Linked DNA regions of Mus musculus: region 1 is linked to region 2. The links are chromatin loops, found by intact Hi-C in ENCODE. Cell type or tissue: left cerebral cortex. All regions are shown on one strand.

Evidence for each region. Peaks named below come from ENCODE experiments on the same cell type or tissue, not always from the same donor. Only the 100,000 strongest peaks of a DNase experiment are listed, where the experiment ranks them.
Region 1: it touches region 2 in a loop (2.1-fold over the local background); 16 of 42 quality-filtered maps call a loop at or near these places.

The regions. Positions count from the first base shown.
Region 1 is chr8:11,599,138-11,607,137 of GRCm38, reverse strand. No RefSeq gene overlaps it. Among named protein-coding and RNA genes, the nearest start is that of Mir7238, 33 kb to the left of the region's middle. In left cerebral cortex, a CTCF peak has its summit at 4,946 (motif pointing right); DNase peaks (open chromatin) are centred at 4,117 and 4,944.
Region 2 is chr8:11,494,480-11,502,479 of GRCm38, reverse strand. Naxd (NAD(P)HX dehydratase) reads right to left here and starts at 4,974. Exons shown (of 10, transcript NM_001190357.1): 1 at 4,854-4,974. The coding sequence starts at 4,893. In left cerebral cortex, a CTCF peak has its summit at 4,956; a DNase peak (open chromatin) is centred at 4,949; H3K4me3 peaks cover 1,580 bases; H3K27ac peaks cover 1,012 bases.

The sequences.
Region 1 (8,000 bases), 100 kb before region 2:
ATTTATGTCTATAAAATCTGTATTTCAGTAAGCATTGAAAAGATATGGAAAAGACATTTAGTGAACAGGCAGAGAACAGAAGGCAGTGTGGTATGGGGTGATAGAACAGAATATAGCCAAGTTTGAATAAAAGGTTTTTCTTTATGTACTTCTGTGTCTTGAAAGTAACAAGGTGTTCGCAAAATTAAGATCATGGTTTCCTCCCCCAGAGTGGTGTCTGCCATTTCCCCTGGAGATAGAATTGCTCAAATTTTGCTTTTGCCTAGTTACCATGCTATCTTCCCTTCAAGGGGACTGAAAAGAGGAAATCGGGGCTTCGGCTCCACTGGAATACAAATTTGAAAGCTGTTATCCTTATGGTTAACCAAAGAGTGGATTGGTTGCAGGAACAGATGAATATTTTGGAGCAGTTAGTATTTGCTTCCTGCATTACTCATATGGCAGGAATGTGTGTAACCTCTGGTCAGTATCAGAATTTTTCCAGAGCTGCAAATCTGTCGAGTGCAATTGGTGCGATGCGGCTAGGAAATTGGAGTCATGATCTCGACACAAAGATGAAGGAATTGCGAGCATCGATTGTTGCCGTGAACAACACCCGTGTGGAGATTGCAACTGCAAAGCAATGGCTGGAGATCATCCAGGGAACTGTGGGATTCTTAAAAAATTGGGGAGGGATGGCCTTTTGGGCGCTCCTGCTGACTGTTGTGTGTGGAGGAATGCTTTGGTGGATGGCACGTATGCGAAGGCGGCACAGGGCTGATAAACGAGCCTTAGTGCAGGCTATGGCAGCCTTGGAAGCAGGAACATCCCCCCAATGTTGGCTCAACATGCTGGATCAGTAATTAATGACAGGTAAGACCCTCACGTGCACATACCAACCTAAGACAGGATGGCGAAAGTGAGTTCCTCACTCCCATGACGGGTAAGGATGTGGCACAGATGGGGGCAACCTAAGACAGATGTTGATCCCAGAGCTACTAATAAAACAAAAAGGGAGAGATATGGGAAGCAGTACGGCCACATGGGCCAAGATGTTTACTGCCTTGCCCGAGCATGCGCAGTGAGGCTGCATGCGTGGGCTGCCTGCCAGGCTGGACTGTTCCTCATGATCCGGACCTGTCAGCCTATCGGTGACCCACCTGAGCTCCTGCCTGGAGCGTGTGTGAATTCTGATTGGATGAGGTGGGGTGGAGCTAGATGAGGTAAGTCGGTGTGAGTATAGGAGAGTTGCTGTTTAGCCCCTGCCCTAAGTAGAAGCTAGTTGTTGTTGTAGAAGTTGTTGCTGCCCTTGCTGCAAGAGGTATTAGAAGAAGCTGCTGGGGAAGAGAGCTGTAAAGGAAAAAGCCCGAAGTAAAAGAAGTTGCTGTGTGAACCCGCCTTGGTGTCCCTGTTGTTCTTGTGCCCGCGGGGCGGAGACTGTGGAGACCGGGACATTCTGGTACAAGCTTAAATCTAGAGTTTATTGTACTGCAAGTTCAAAGCCAGCCTGGGCTGCAAAACCAGTAAAGGTTTTCGCTTTATAGAAGCTTTATGCAAACAGCTTCTATAAGTAGCCAGTCTTACAGCCAAAGCTGTCATTTTTGCAGATAGCTAACCCATCTGCCAACAGCTGGCCCCAAACAGGGGACACCTCCTTGGCAGAGTCTGGCAGAGTAGCTGGAAGCAACTGCGAGTGAGAAAAGCCACTAGGGAAAGCAACTGCCCGGAACCAGACTGCTGCTTCCAGGAGGTGGATGTCACCTCTCCATCTGAGCACATAGTGGGAGCTTGTCTGCAGGTGAGGATAAACCGGAGGCTGGCAGAAGCAGGCCGAGGCTGGTGAATATCTGGGTGGACAGGACTGCAGTCAGGTGCTATCCTTCTCTGTGATGCCTTTGTGCAGGGGAGCCTGCATCATGAGGCACAGTCTTCTAGAACCAACACAGGAAACAATACCCTTGTGCCAAGACAGCTGAGTGAGCACTCACTCATTAACCAGACACAGCCTGCTGGAGGAGCTAATCCAGGGGGGACACCCCCACCTCCTTTAGATGAAATGCTCAAGCTCACGAGCAGCAAACTGAAGATTGAAGTGGAACATCCAAAAGCAGGCTGAGGGTCGTGCTGTGATGCGTTGTGCTCAAAGCTTGCTTAAATCATAAGACCCTGCTTTCCATCCCCTGCACCCCCTACAGTTACCACAACCAAGGTGGACGTGGTAGGAGAGACACAGAGCCATTGGGGGGGGAGGGAGGGTGTTTCACCCAACCCCATAACCCTTTGTACAGAGATGACCCTCATTCTCTCATGAAGAAAGAGGTGGACACAGACCCAGCTCTTCAGCCTCTCCCGTAGCTTCAGTAAGATCCCCTCTGAGAGGAAGAAAGGCTTCCTTGCAAGGAGAAAAGACAGAGCTGACATGAGCAGACACCATGCTTCTGCCTGGCCCATTCTGCCCCATGCTGAAGTTAGGCCACTGCCTGTCCAAGTGTACTGGGTGACAGGTGAGGTCAGGTGTGCTCATTGGTTTCTTAGTCCTCTCAGGAGGGTTCCTGGACTCCTCTAAACCCAGGAGGTCTGAAGAGAGAAAGCCTGGCCTCTTGGGACCCCTGAGCTGTTCCCCACCCCAACCCCCAAGGCTATATGACAAACTGTCACACTGAGGAAGTGCCACAGCACAGTAGGTGGTTCTGAGTCAAGGAGCCTGCTGGACACAGGAGGCAAGTCCAGCAGTGTGGGAGAACAGTGTGGTGTCACCGTGCTGCCGGGAAGCACACCTGAAGGACTCAGTTACATGGTCGTGTGTAACATGATGGCTCATCACAAAAACTACCTGGGAAGAAAATATTTGAACGACTCAAGTTCCTGGTTTCCTGTACAAGTCTCTGTCTGCTACTCCTCCCCCTTCCTGCCCTCCCCTCTCCCCGTGCTCCTCCCTCACCTCTTCCCTCCTCCCCCTCCTCCTCTCATTGCTTCTCTGCATTATTTATATGTGTGTGAATGTGCACGTGCATACGTAGGCCACAGGTCCTGTGGGAAGGGAAGAGGACAACTTAAGCTGGTTCTCCTACCTTCTTGGAGGTGGAATTTGGGTTTTCAGGCTCAGTGGCAGGCACCTTTACCCCCTTGAGCCACCCGTATAACCATTTTCTGTGACAGTAGTGGAGGCAGCCATGATCCTACCCAAACACTCAGCAATATCTAATGTACCCAAAGGCACATGAGCCAGGGCTGGCTTTTGAGCAGCCTGTGATGCACTGAAGATGGTCCCCAGGTGCTGTAAAGATGGGAGCATCATGTTTGTGGAGTATTTTGGGATGGCTGAGGCAAATTTTAGATGTGTAGTAATTTTCTAAACTAGAAAATTGGAAAGCCCTGTAAATGGAATTATGCTACTGTGATGGTTTGTATATACTTGGTCCAGGGAGTGGCACTATTAGAAGGTGTGGCTCTGTTGGAATAGATGTGGCCCTATTGGAGTAGGTATGTCACTGTGGGTGTGGGCTTAACACCCTTACCCTAGCTGCCTGGAAGTCAGTATTCTGCTAGCAGCCTTCAGATGAAGATATAGAACTCTCAGCTCCTCCTGCACCATGCCTGCCTGCATGCTGCCATGTTCCCACCTTGATGATAATGGGCTGAACCTCTGAACCTATAAGCCAGCCCCAATTAAATCTTGTCCTTATAAGAGTTGTCTTGGGCTGGTGAGATGGCTCAGTGGGTAAGAGCACCCGACTGCTCTTCCGAAGGTTCGGAGTTCAAATCCCAGCAACCACGTGGTGGCTCACAACCATCTGTAACAAGTTTTGACGCCCTCTTCTGGAGTGTCTGAAGACAGCTACAGTGTACTTACATATAATAAATAAATAAATCTTTAAAAAAAAAAAAAAAGAGTTGTCTTATGGCTGGGCGTGGTGGCACAAGCCTTTAATCCCAGCACCTGGGAGGCAGAGGCAGGCGGATTTCTGAGTTGGAGGCCAGCCTGGTCTACAGAGTGAGTTCCAGGACAGCCAGGGCTATAAAGAGAAAAACGATTGTCTTGTTCATGGTGTCTGTTCACAGCAGTGAAACCCTAACGAAGACAGCTACACTTTCAAGCGCTCCGTGGCTCAGACTAACAAAAAATGTTGCTGCTGATTTTTGAGCATTTCAACTCCAAAGGGGGAACAGATGGTCAGACAGAGGCAGACTTGGAGGGTAAATGGAAGGGAATCAGCATGAGGGGACAGCGTAGGTAATGAGAAAATATAACCAGAGCCTTATATACAAGTATAAAAATGTCACACAAAGCCCATGGCATGTGTAATTAATGTGAGCTGATAATAAAATATCTAATATGGGAAATTACAGATTTAAAAAAAAGTAGCCCAGAATAAAAAACAAATCAGAAAGAAACATAATTCACATTGGCACAGCGAATGTATTCCTAAGTACTATGCATATGAAATGGAATGACTTTTAACAAGTGTCCATGGTACACAGGAATCAAAGCAACCCGGTGAGGAGGGGCTGAGCATACAGCAGAACAAATTAATACAGCTCAGATCATTACAACCTCGAGTATCCAGTAAGCGTGCAGATTTACTATGTGGGCTAGCAGAATGGCTGGGGAGGTAACGGTGCTTGCTGGCAAACTGAGCTTCACCCCCAGGCCCCACGTGGTAGGAGAAAACTACCTCCCACAAGCTGTCCTCCGATCCGCATGGGCACTGAGGTGTGCCCACATACACAAACACAAATAAATTAAATGTGAAAGATTAAGAGTTGAAGTGGTGAGTAGGAGGGAAACAGCAAGTCCTGTCTGGAACTAGCTAAAAGTACCAACACTGTCACTTTAGGGTCACCGGGCTGTGCAGTCTTCCCCTCGGGGCTCAGGTATTAGCAGGCAGCCTCTGCACCCAGCCCGCTGTGGGTCCTAACCCTCTCGAACCTGGAAGTCTTAGATCAGGGCTCCGACTGTGTTTTCCTCTACCAGTAGGGGGCAGCATCACCACCATCACAGTCCAAAAGGCCACTGGTGGAATCATTTCTAGGATGTATTTTCAGCAGACTAATACTAGTGGTGTTTGAGCCTCTTGTATGGGCCTTCAATCCGGAAGTTAGAGGGATTCATTATCTACCTTATGCCAAGCTAAAGCATCACAGCCGTCCCCAGTGGGTGGGACGTGAGGGGTTTTGAGGTCCTCCATTCGTTCACCTTCTCTGAAGCAGGTGACTCTCAGATGACCACCACTTGGTCTGCCACTGTCTTACAAGGTTGCATTGGACCGACAGGCTGAAACATCTGCAGACAATCCACAGAGAATCCCTTTGACATTCAGCTAGGGGAGAAAAGGATGGTTTCCAATTAAACAAGAAAACACTGTGTTCCCAACACCTAGCATGCTCAGTTTACACTTGTCGAAAGAGCTATTTTCAACTTATTTAGACATAGCCTTTTATCGGATTTCTCTTTTGCATGCTTAACTAGGAAAATAAGACAGAAGCAATTAGCTCTGACTTTTTTGTTTCTTTGGGAACAGAATCTGTCTCCCAAATCTCTGCAGTGAACTGACATACCCACATTCAAGCTCACGTGGCCCCAGGGCAGGGCGAGTCCCTACCACTGTCCCTGCAGGGGCAGCCACCCTGCAGATGTCTATGCTGCAGGGCTGGACTTAGGCCTGTCAGAGGCACAGCTAGGCATCCTGACTCTAGAGGGTGCGCAGTGTGAAGGTGGCCCCTACCTCACCACACTGAATCTGCACCACAGCAAAGGTGTGTGTGTGTGTGTGTGTGTGTGTGTGTGTGTGCGTGTGCGTGTGTGTGTGTGTGTGCGCGTGCATGCGTGAGAGCAGATAGGAAGACATTCACACGTGGCCACACTCCATCTGCAGGTTCCCTGCTTCTTGTATTTTCTCCTTTTCTATTTGGGCCTTAATCTTTTGGAGTAAGAAAAGGTTATTAAAGACAGCACTAGGTGGCTGGAGAGAGGGCTCAGCAGTTCTCTTCCCAACACCCACACGGTGACTCACAAACACCCATGATCACCAATCCAGGGGATTCTCTTTTCTGGCCTCCATGGGCTGCTACATGCACACGGTACACAAAAAACTCACCCAGGTTCACACATATGTACAAATAAAGAGTTTTTAAGAAAGGAAACAAAAAACTTTCTTAGACCCAAAGTGAGATTTTACTTACTAAAGCTAACTGGTGACCGTCACATTATATGGGGAAGATAAAAGGGTCACTTGCAGGCGAGATCTAAGGAAGAACATAGGTGGGGAACCTGTACTCTCAAGGTTAAGGTGGGAGCAGGATACCTGGGCTTGAGGGTGTAGCTACTCGTCAGTATGGGGCAAACTGGAGGCCAGAACAGCCCTGCTTTATGCTGGAGCAGCTGGCTTCTGTTGAATCAGCCACATAAGGATGCATGCCAGTAAGTGGCAAGGAGGCCTGGGAACACTGACAGGAGAAAGTGGCCGTTGATCTTGTGGTTTGAGTGTGGACCATCATTCAACCACAGCTGGTATGTTTGAATGCCTGGTCTCCATGTAGGGGTGCTGTTTCAGGGTATTGTGAGGACTGACTGGTGAAGGCGGGTCACTTGGGCTGGCCTGTCAGGGTTGTAGATTGGCTCCACTCTTGCTTCATCCTCAGTGCCCTGGTCCAACAGTGTGAACAGCCTTGGCATATCCTCCGGTGGCCATGAGTTCTGCCATGCCTTTCCTACCACAGCAAAGGGATCAACCCTTGCTCCCCACAGTATTTCCAAGAGACATTTGTCATAGCAAGAAAAAGTAGCTAGCTGGGCATGGTGCTGGCATGTGTCTTTAATCTGCACAGTCATGAGGCTTGAGACAGGCTGATGGATCTCTATGAGTCTGATGCCAACCCAACATACATAGTGGGTTCCAGGTCATCCAAGGATGCTAAGTGAGACCCTGTCTCAAAACAACCAAACAGAACCTTGGCTCCTTACTTCACAGATCTCAAAAATCAATTCCATTTAGGTTAAAGAGGTAAATGAAATGCACTATAAACCCATACAGGTGATGTAGAGACTATTTCTACAGCTTCCCATTGGGTGGGTCTGAAGACAGTCACATATCATGGAAAAACTAAAATATTTCTAGTATACTAGAATTAAGAATGGCTACTAGCCCAATGGTGGTAATGTATGCCTTTATTCCCTATACTGGGGAGGCAGAGGCAGGCAGAAGTCTGTGGGTTTGAGGCCAGCCTGGTCTACAGAGAAAGTTCCAGGACAGCCAGGGCTACACAGAGAAACCCTGTCTCAAACGAATAAATGAACAAATGGCTACTCAATCAAATGACATTATCAAGAGATTGACAGGCCAGCAAGTCAGTAGGGAGAGACTCATTAGCCCAAAAAAGATTGTTTAGAAAGTGTGAATAATTCATGAAAATCAACAAATTAAGCTGAAAGTGGCCAACAATCACTGTCAGGCAGGTGACAGAAGAGGTGGACAGATGTGTCTCCCAAGTTACAATGTTCTCAACTGGGTTAATAATCACAGAACATCAAGATTTTATACCTGAGAGCCAAGTGGAGCCCAAAAGTTGGAATATACTATGGGAATGTCTTAGTCAGGGTTTTACTTCTGTGAAGAGACACCATGACCAAAGCAACTCTTATAAGGACAACATTTAACTGGGGCTGGCTTACAGGTTCAGCGGTTCAGTCCATTTTATCATCGAGGCAGGAGCATGGCAGCATCCAGGTGGGCATGGTGCAGGAGGAGCTAAGAGTTCTACATCTTCATCTGAAGTCTGCTAGCAGAATACTGGCTTCCAGGCAGCTAGGATCTTAAAGCCCACACCCACAGTGACATAGCTACTTCAACAGGGCGACACCTTGTACTAGTGTCACTCCCTGGGTGGAGCATATACAAACCATCACAGGAAATAAAGACCCTTACTCTTCTTCCATTCCAGGGAGGGTGGCACTGCCATAGCCACTGTGACAGATCAGGTTCCTCCAGGCACAGGCTCCTCCTACATCCCTGAAGCTCCTC
Region 2 (8,000 bases):
CTCACTGTCCACCAAGCTTTCTGTGATGTGCCAGGCAGTGTGTGTGTGTGTGTGTGTGTGCGTACACAACCCCACCAAGCTTTCTGTGATGTGCCAGGCAGAGTGTGTGTGTGTGTGTGTGTGTGTGTGTGTGTGCGCGTGCGTGCGTGCGTGCGTACACAACCCCACCAAGCTTTCTGTGATGTGCCAGACAGTGTGTATGTGTGTGTGTGCGTACACAACCCTACCAAGCTTTCTGTGATGTGTGGGGGTGGGGTGGGGGGAACCGACTTCATCTTCCACAAAGTTTATCAACCTAAAAATATAGATCATTGAACACATTCTCTTTCATTTCAATGCAATCTTCCCTGGAAATACAAGCTCCCGTTCGCAACCTTCCATTCAGTCAGAAGCCTGACAGCCATCCTGCTATCCCCAACTGCTTTTCCATACTCAGATACTAATTAAATAATAACTGGAAACCATCTAACATAGCACATCCTAAATCAGGTTCAAGGGGGCACTGTGGAGCAATCTCACTCACTGCGCTGAGTTCTGTTTAATTACCTCCATTTTAATTGGCCTTTCTTGAAATGCTTCCTGCGGATGTGTGCTTTGTCTGAGTATTTACAACAGCTCAGCTGCAGGGAAAGAACCCAAAGCATATATTCTCTAGAATCATAAAGCACATGTCTGTATGTACTATCTACACAGTCTGTAGAACTTAAGGACCCCTGAAAACGTAAACACTATTTTCCCAAATGAAGCATCCACTCAGGACAAAGTGCCTTCGGCTCCTTAGAGGAGAGTCATTTTAGACTCTTGCAGCCTGACTTTACTCCATAAAGTGTTCCACTGTATTCCACTGGGGTGTGGGTGGTATGTGCACATGAAGGTCAAAGGTCAACTGTGGAACTGTTCTTCAGGAGTCGCCTACCTTGATTTTTCCTTTTGTGTGTATGTAGAGGAGGGGAGTGTGCACATGTGAATCTGTGTGTGTATGGAGGGATGTAATGAGTGTGCACATGTGAACATGTGTGTGTATGGAAGGATGTAATGAATGTGCACATTTGAACCTGTGTGTGTATGGAGGGATGTAATGAGTGTGCACATGTGAACCTGTGTGTGTATGAAGGGATGTAATGAGTGTGCACACGTGAACATGTGTGTGTATGGAAGGATGTAATGAGTGTGCACATGTGAACCTGTGTGTGTATAGAGGCGTCAGGTTAATGTTGGGTATTTTCCTCAGTCACTCCCCACCTCACTTCGAGACAGGGTTTCTCTGTATAGCCCTGGCTGTCCTGGAACTCACTCTATAGACCAGACTGGCCTCGAACTCAGAAATCTGCCTGCCTCTGCCTCCCAAGTGCTGGGATTAAAAGCGTGTGCCACCATGCCCGGCTCCCACCTCACTTTTTGAGCCAGGGTCCTTCACTGAGCCCAGGGCTGTTTGTTTTGGCTAAATTGAATGCACAACAAGTACCAGGACCCTCCCGTCTGTGTTTCCAGCAGCACACACCTATCAGCAGTTATTTTACAGACTGAGCCATCACTCAGGTCCACCTTACTTTTTGAGCCAGGGTCTCTTCTCAGGACCTAGGTCTTGTTGTTTATGCTTGACTGGCTGGCACTGAGTCCCATGGATCCCGTGGCCCCTCCCAGCACTGGGATTGCGAGCTCACAGCAATCACACCAATGCCTGACTTTCCATAGGGGTTGGAGATAGGATCCAAGTCTTCATGCTTATGTGGCGCGTGCATTACGGACTGGAGTATCTCCCTGACCTCGCCAAGCACATGCACAGCCCCAAGTGTAAGGACGGCATTGTAACCACCACCTCAACCACTTTTTATCAACTCCAAAGCCCACACAATGCGAAAACATGAGGGAACCTCTGGCAGAGAAAGGCCCCACCAGGCCTGTCAAGGAAGCTTCCGGCCTCAGTCCCAGGAGCCTGTCATGGCTAGCTACCTTCTGTCCTAGCTGCTCCCTCCCACCCAGACTGAGCTGCTCATCCCCCCCACCCCCCAGCACCTTACAAGCCACCTACATTCCCAGCCTGGCCTGTCTTCACCAGAGGCCCTGACAGCACAAGCCCTCTCCTGGATCTCCCTGGATCTGCAGTGGAAGACAGTCTGTGGCTGTCCCAGGAACAGTGGCATCTGAGCAAACTCCTGCCCTCCACCTCCCCCGGCCCCCGGCCCTCAGCATCTGCTCACCCATCTGAGACCTGTCCACACCTGTTATAAACTCCTCTCCTGCAAGCTCCTCCTATCACTCTGGGCAAAAGCATGCTGTCTCAGTCTTTGTGGGTGAAAAACAGATGTGTCTGGCTGAATGCTTAAGATCATACTGCTCATTAACAGCTAACTCCACCCACGTACAGATGAGGAAACAGGTTCCAGAGCTGCTAGGCAAAGCTGGCACCTTTGGGGCAAACTCCTCCATCTTTGGACCTTTAGAGTTGTTCCTTCTGTTTCAGCTAAAATCAGGAGAAACTTGCAGAGACAGCCGGGGTCACAAAGTCATTATGACTTGGACAACCAAAATAATGATTCATTAAGCATGCCTAGAAATATTTATGTTCGCCATGTTTCCATTCTGACCCCAAAATGAGCACAGCAAGAAGGGTTTGCTTCTATCATCTTCAGCCTCTGAGCTTGGACCCCCTCACTTTTCACTAAGGAGCCCAGAAACGTGTCGCATCCTTCCTTCTTGGATACCCTAAAACTGAGCATGCTTAGAAAAGTACAGCTTAAACTAGGATGTGCCAGCCCCTAAAACACATTAGATCTAGGAACAGGAAAACCCCCTCCCCCAAGTGGAATCTCCCCACTTGTATGCAGGGAGGGGACTGCTCTGGGAATAACTGCAGCTGCGTCCTTCGGACCTGTCTCCAATCTTTATCTCCTGGCTGTACTTTCTGACTCAGTGCTAACCAAGATGTGAATTCAATGTGTTCCACTACACCATGTTACCAAAATGCTGCTAGCTGAGGGCCAAATAACTTGTTCTTTAACCAATGATTCACCTGACTAACCAAAAGAGCAAAAATCTCTCACATGGTCTCTAAAATCATTTGGGAGGAATTAAAAGAAAAAACAAAAAACCTGTCATGAAGTTATGCCAAATAAAGTCCAAACCACCAACCAGCACTGCCGCCCTCACCTGACTCCACCCCAGTTCTTTGAAACAGGTGCATCTACCACAGACCACTCCTACACTTCAAGAACACTTCAGTTGTGGAAGGATGGAATGTTCTAAGACAAGGGGTATTTTAGGGAGTTTAATATTTAATATTTACTTATTTTAACTTGTCCGTGGCCTAACATTCTTGTAACAGGCAAACTTCCCAATTAATATCACTAAGTTAACACACCCCTAGTTATGGTTAGTATTTATGTTAACTTGACACAACCAAGAGCCACCTGGGAAGAGGGAGTCTCAGCTGAGGACAACACAGATCAGTTAGCCTGTGGTATGTCCGTGGGGGGCTGTCTTGGATTTTGATTGATGTGGGACCTGACAGGAAGCAGTGCCACTCCTGAGCAGGTGGCATTGGGTGACAGAAGAAACAGAGCTACACCATGGTCTCTGCTTCAGTTCCTGCCTGACTTCCCTTAAAGATGGCTGCGACCTGGAAATACAAGTTGAAATAAACCTTTTCCCCACAGGTTGCTTTTGGTCAGGGTGATTAACATAGCAACAGACAGCAAACCAAAAGTCTGCACCCCACAGGGAGAGAATGCTAAGATAACACCTGAGACTAACAAGCATTTTCCTGCTTTGCTGTCACTCAACAGTATGTTGCTCTCTGTCCTTGACGATGAATCTGTTCCACAATAGGATGCCGTTGGGATACCCTGACGAGTCAGGCACTTTGTACCAAGACAGAGAGCTCGGTTAGTAAAAGGCTGGAGGAGAATCGACTAGATTTTCCGACACTTTACACTGGATCACGTTTTAGTTGGCTTACTGCCACTCCTGGTGGATTTATCCCCTGAAGTATTAAGAGAGAACTTAAAATGTAAATACTATTGACTTTGTCGCCAAGACTATCCAGAGTCTGGAAAAGCAGGTCGAGCCTGTCTGCATTTTGTTGGCGTAAAGAAACCATGGCTGAGGAAGACAACCATGGCTTCTGTGCCCCAAGGGCTTTAAGTTAATGTGAAGTCTAAGCCGGAGCATGCGACAGCAGTCCTTATATTAAGTGAGATTCACTCTAAGCACCGTTTTCTTTTCTTTTTAGATTTATTTATTTTTATTTATACAAGTACACTGTAGCTGTCTGTCCTCAGACACACACCAGAAGAGTGCATCGGACCCCATTACTGATGGTTGTGGGCCACCCTGTGGTTGCTGAAAATTGAACTCAGGACCTCAGTGCTCTTAACCGCTGAGCCATCTCTCCAGCCCAGCACAGCCAGTTGAAAGGTCTAAAGCCCAGAACTCTACCAGGTCTTTGCCAGACATTTAGCAAGTCAATCTAGTAATGAAACCTCAGTGCGCACAAAGAAAGGCAATTACCAAGAGAAAAACAGTCTCTAAATAAAGGGTTATTCAAAAGCCTTTCTATAGGTGTGGCAAGTCGAGCCAGTGTGTGGACGCGATCCAGCTCAGGAAACGGCCCGCATCTCCTGCATAGGCCCCCAATAACTCGGGGGAGCGGGGGGAGCCTAGTCCTCACGCAGGCCGGTCCCACCGGCTTCCCGGCGCTGAACGCGCAAGCGCCAGGCAGAAGCGACCCCGGCCGGTACCTGCGTACAGCGGCGACCACTGGAGCGCGATCGCGGCGGAAAGCAGCGCCACCACGGCCGCCGCAGCCCCACAGGCGTGAACGGCCATCCGCGGGACGCCCGGATCGATCTTACCTCCCCCGCAGGCGCGGATTGCCACACAGCGGACTCCCATGGCGGTCCAGCGCACTTCCGGGTTCCCAGGTGTCCCCGCGCGGACGCCGGGCCACCGCCATTGGTCTTCTGGGCTCCGCCCGGCGGCCCCAGCTTCCTGCACCGCCGGAAGCGTACTCCGGGTTCATCCCACCCCCAGGGTCAGCGTCCATCAATTACCCTCCGCTTACTCCGCTTGACCAGCGAGGCACCCAATCCGGCCTGGCCCCAGGTTAAGCGTTGTGGTAGCCGGCTCACTGAAGAACCTTGGCGGTTTAGGGACCTATTTCTTTTTTATTCTATAGCGTTTTGTTCGTGAACTTGATGGTTCACGATTCCCTTGGAGGTCAGCTTCCTTGGCAGCCTGTCCATAGCTGTGCTGCCCAACTAGATGATGTCTTTGGCCCTGGTGCGTCCCACAGCTAGGTCTAAGGCTTAGCATCTCTCAAACCATTTTCTGGCCTCGGTTCCTCGAGGTCTTTGTTGTCTCAATAGTAAGATAGGCAACCTCATGGTTACAACAGCTTACGCCCCCAAACCGGAAAGCATCCTGACTTAGTTCTTTCATACCCATGCCTCTTGTGCCTTTGATACTGCTTTTGACCTGTCTTTGATACTTCCACTTGTACCCTGTATGAAGCCTGGCTGAGGACAGTAGCCGCCTGGGTTGTTTTCTACAAAGTGACACAAACCGATGGCCTAAGTGTATAAACTGGCGTCTTGACCTCTCTGTGGTATGGCTAACCAAAGGGTTTTTATTGTAGATTGAGACAGAGACAGAGACAGAGACCAGACAGAGGCATCTGTGAGAGTTCAGAGCAGAGAGAGAAAGAACTAGACTGGACATGGCCAGGGCTATCAGAGAGGGGAGAACAGCAGGAGATGAAGGATATATAGAGAGAAGCAGAGAGAACACACAGCAAGAACAGTAAGGAGAATAAACGGGTGGGGTGGGCATGGGAGGCGGTGAGGTGAGAAGGTTAGCATGGACTTTGAAACGTGTAGCAGATAACTTGTGATACTGAGGGAGCCTGGAGGGCAGCATGAGCTTTGAAATGCTCAGAAACACCACAGGTAGCTATTTATGTATCTGTCCTTTCTGCCCAGAAGCCTAGGGGAAGCAGCTTTACAAATTCCTGAGGAATGCTAGCTTTTATCTAACACCCAGGAATTCTGCAGTCCAGGTTGAACTTATCTGGATGTTTGAACTGCCCTTTTGGAGTTTGGAGAACTGGAATTTCCTTTAGACCTAACGTTAAAGAATATTCGACCCTTTGACGTTGTGACACTATTGTTACACCGTGTTACTATTGCAGTAATTTTATAGGGTTGTTGTGACACTATTGATAAAATGTGTTACTGTTACAGTAATTTTATAGGGTGTTTCTGCCTGTTCTAGCCCTTAGAGATGCTCCTGAATAAAAGACACAGAAAACTGGTTTTTTATCAATAGGCTCTCAGTGCTCTGTGGGGCAGATTCTGAGCTTGTCTAACCTACATCTCAGCCTTAGGTCCCATGTTACTTGCCAGCTGAGTCTTGCTCTGTTTGCTCTCCTCCATATGTGTCCTTGTTGCGATAAATCTCCAATCCACAAAAGCCTGGGCAATGAAAACACAACTCAATTAGTATGAATACATGCTATGTGCCTAGACTGGGCAGATCTACCACTACACTACCATCTTCCCCATAGAAGAGACCCCTTAGAATTTGCAGTTTCTCCAGACCAGGCGCTTCTGCTCCACTTTCCTTCTTCTTCTTCTTCCTCCTCCTCCATCGTCTCCGCCCCCTCTTTCTCTCCCAAAACCTTCAGCTCCACCTTCCCCTCTTTCTCCGCCCAATCACTGGCTCTAGCCTTCATTTATAAATTAAGGTGGGTAGAAGGTTTATAGGAAATCACCTGAGTGCTGACTCATTGTATGTTTGCAGCCCCTCACAGGAGAACAGAAAGTTCTGAGACTAGACAAGGCTGAGACAAGTTCTATAGACAATTCAAAAAGCCTCAAAGGGAGCCAAAAATGAATATTTTGGCAAACTATAGAGTATCAAAGGCCAAAACTAATAATGCTAGTAAACAATATTGAGATTGAAGGAATGGTTGACACTGGAGCAGATGTCACCAGTATCTCTCCAAAATCTTGGCCTGTAAGTTGTCCACTTCAAGAAATAGACATCTGAGCCGGGTGTGGTGGCGCATGCCTTTAATCCCAGCACTCAGGAGGCAGAGGCAGGTGGATTTCTGAGTTCGAAGCCAGCCTGGTCTACAAAGTGAGTTCCAGGACAGCCAGGGCTATAGAGAAACCCTGTCTCGAAAAACCAAAAAAAAAAAAAAAAAAAAAAAAAAAAAGAAATAGACATCCAATTTCAAAGACTTGGGACCTTAACCCAAAAAAGCAAAGTACCAGATGGCTTAAGTGTATAGGACCAGAAGGTCAGGTAGGAAAATTGAGGCCATGTGTGGCTGATACAGCCATTAGCTTATGGCAAAGAGATCTATTACAGCAGTGGAAAATGGGAAACGTGTTATGCTTGAGGAGAGGTTATGCCTATGTCTCCACAGGAAAAGAAAATCTGTGGGTTCCTTCCAAGTTGATAAAAATCAGACATGACAAAGGGAAACCTCCTGAAGACCTTGGCGACAGAGAAGAAAAGGGAAACTAACACAATCAACAAAATAGGTGAAGTATATGTGGTGAAGTTTACGTCTCTGTATATGGAGACAGCTCTGGAACCGGCTGAGGCTAAAATGTCTGTATGCACACGATAACACTTATAGGATACAAATTTCTCATAATTTGTTATGATATACTGTCCTTTATGAGGACAAGTATCCAAAGTTACATTACAGATTGATTATGTGATCAAACTAACCTGAAGAAAGGTAGTCGTCTTTCTTTATTGATCTTCATTGACCAATCAATCTGTGCACCCTGCACATACTGTGTGAATGTCTTTACAGAACTACATGTTGCTTTTAAGTTTTATACACTGCAGGATGAAAGAAGAGAAAGACATCCCTGAAAAGATTTACACTTCAGGATGCTGGGATTCTGGGACCTTCCATTCCAGCTTGGCTCTTGGCTCCACTTCAACTACATTGAAGCTGTTGCTTTTTTTTTTTTTTTTTTTTG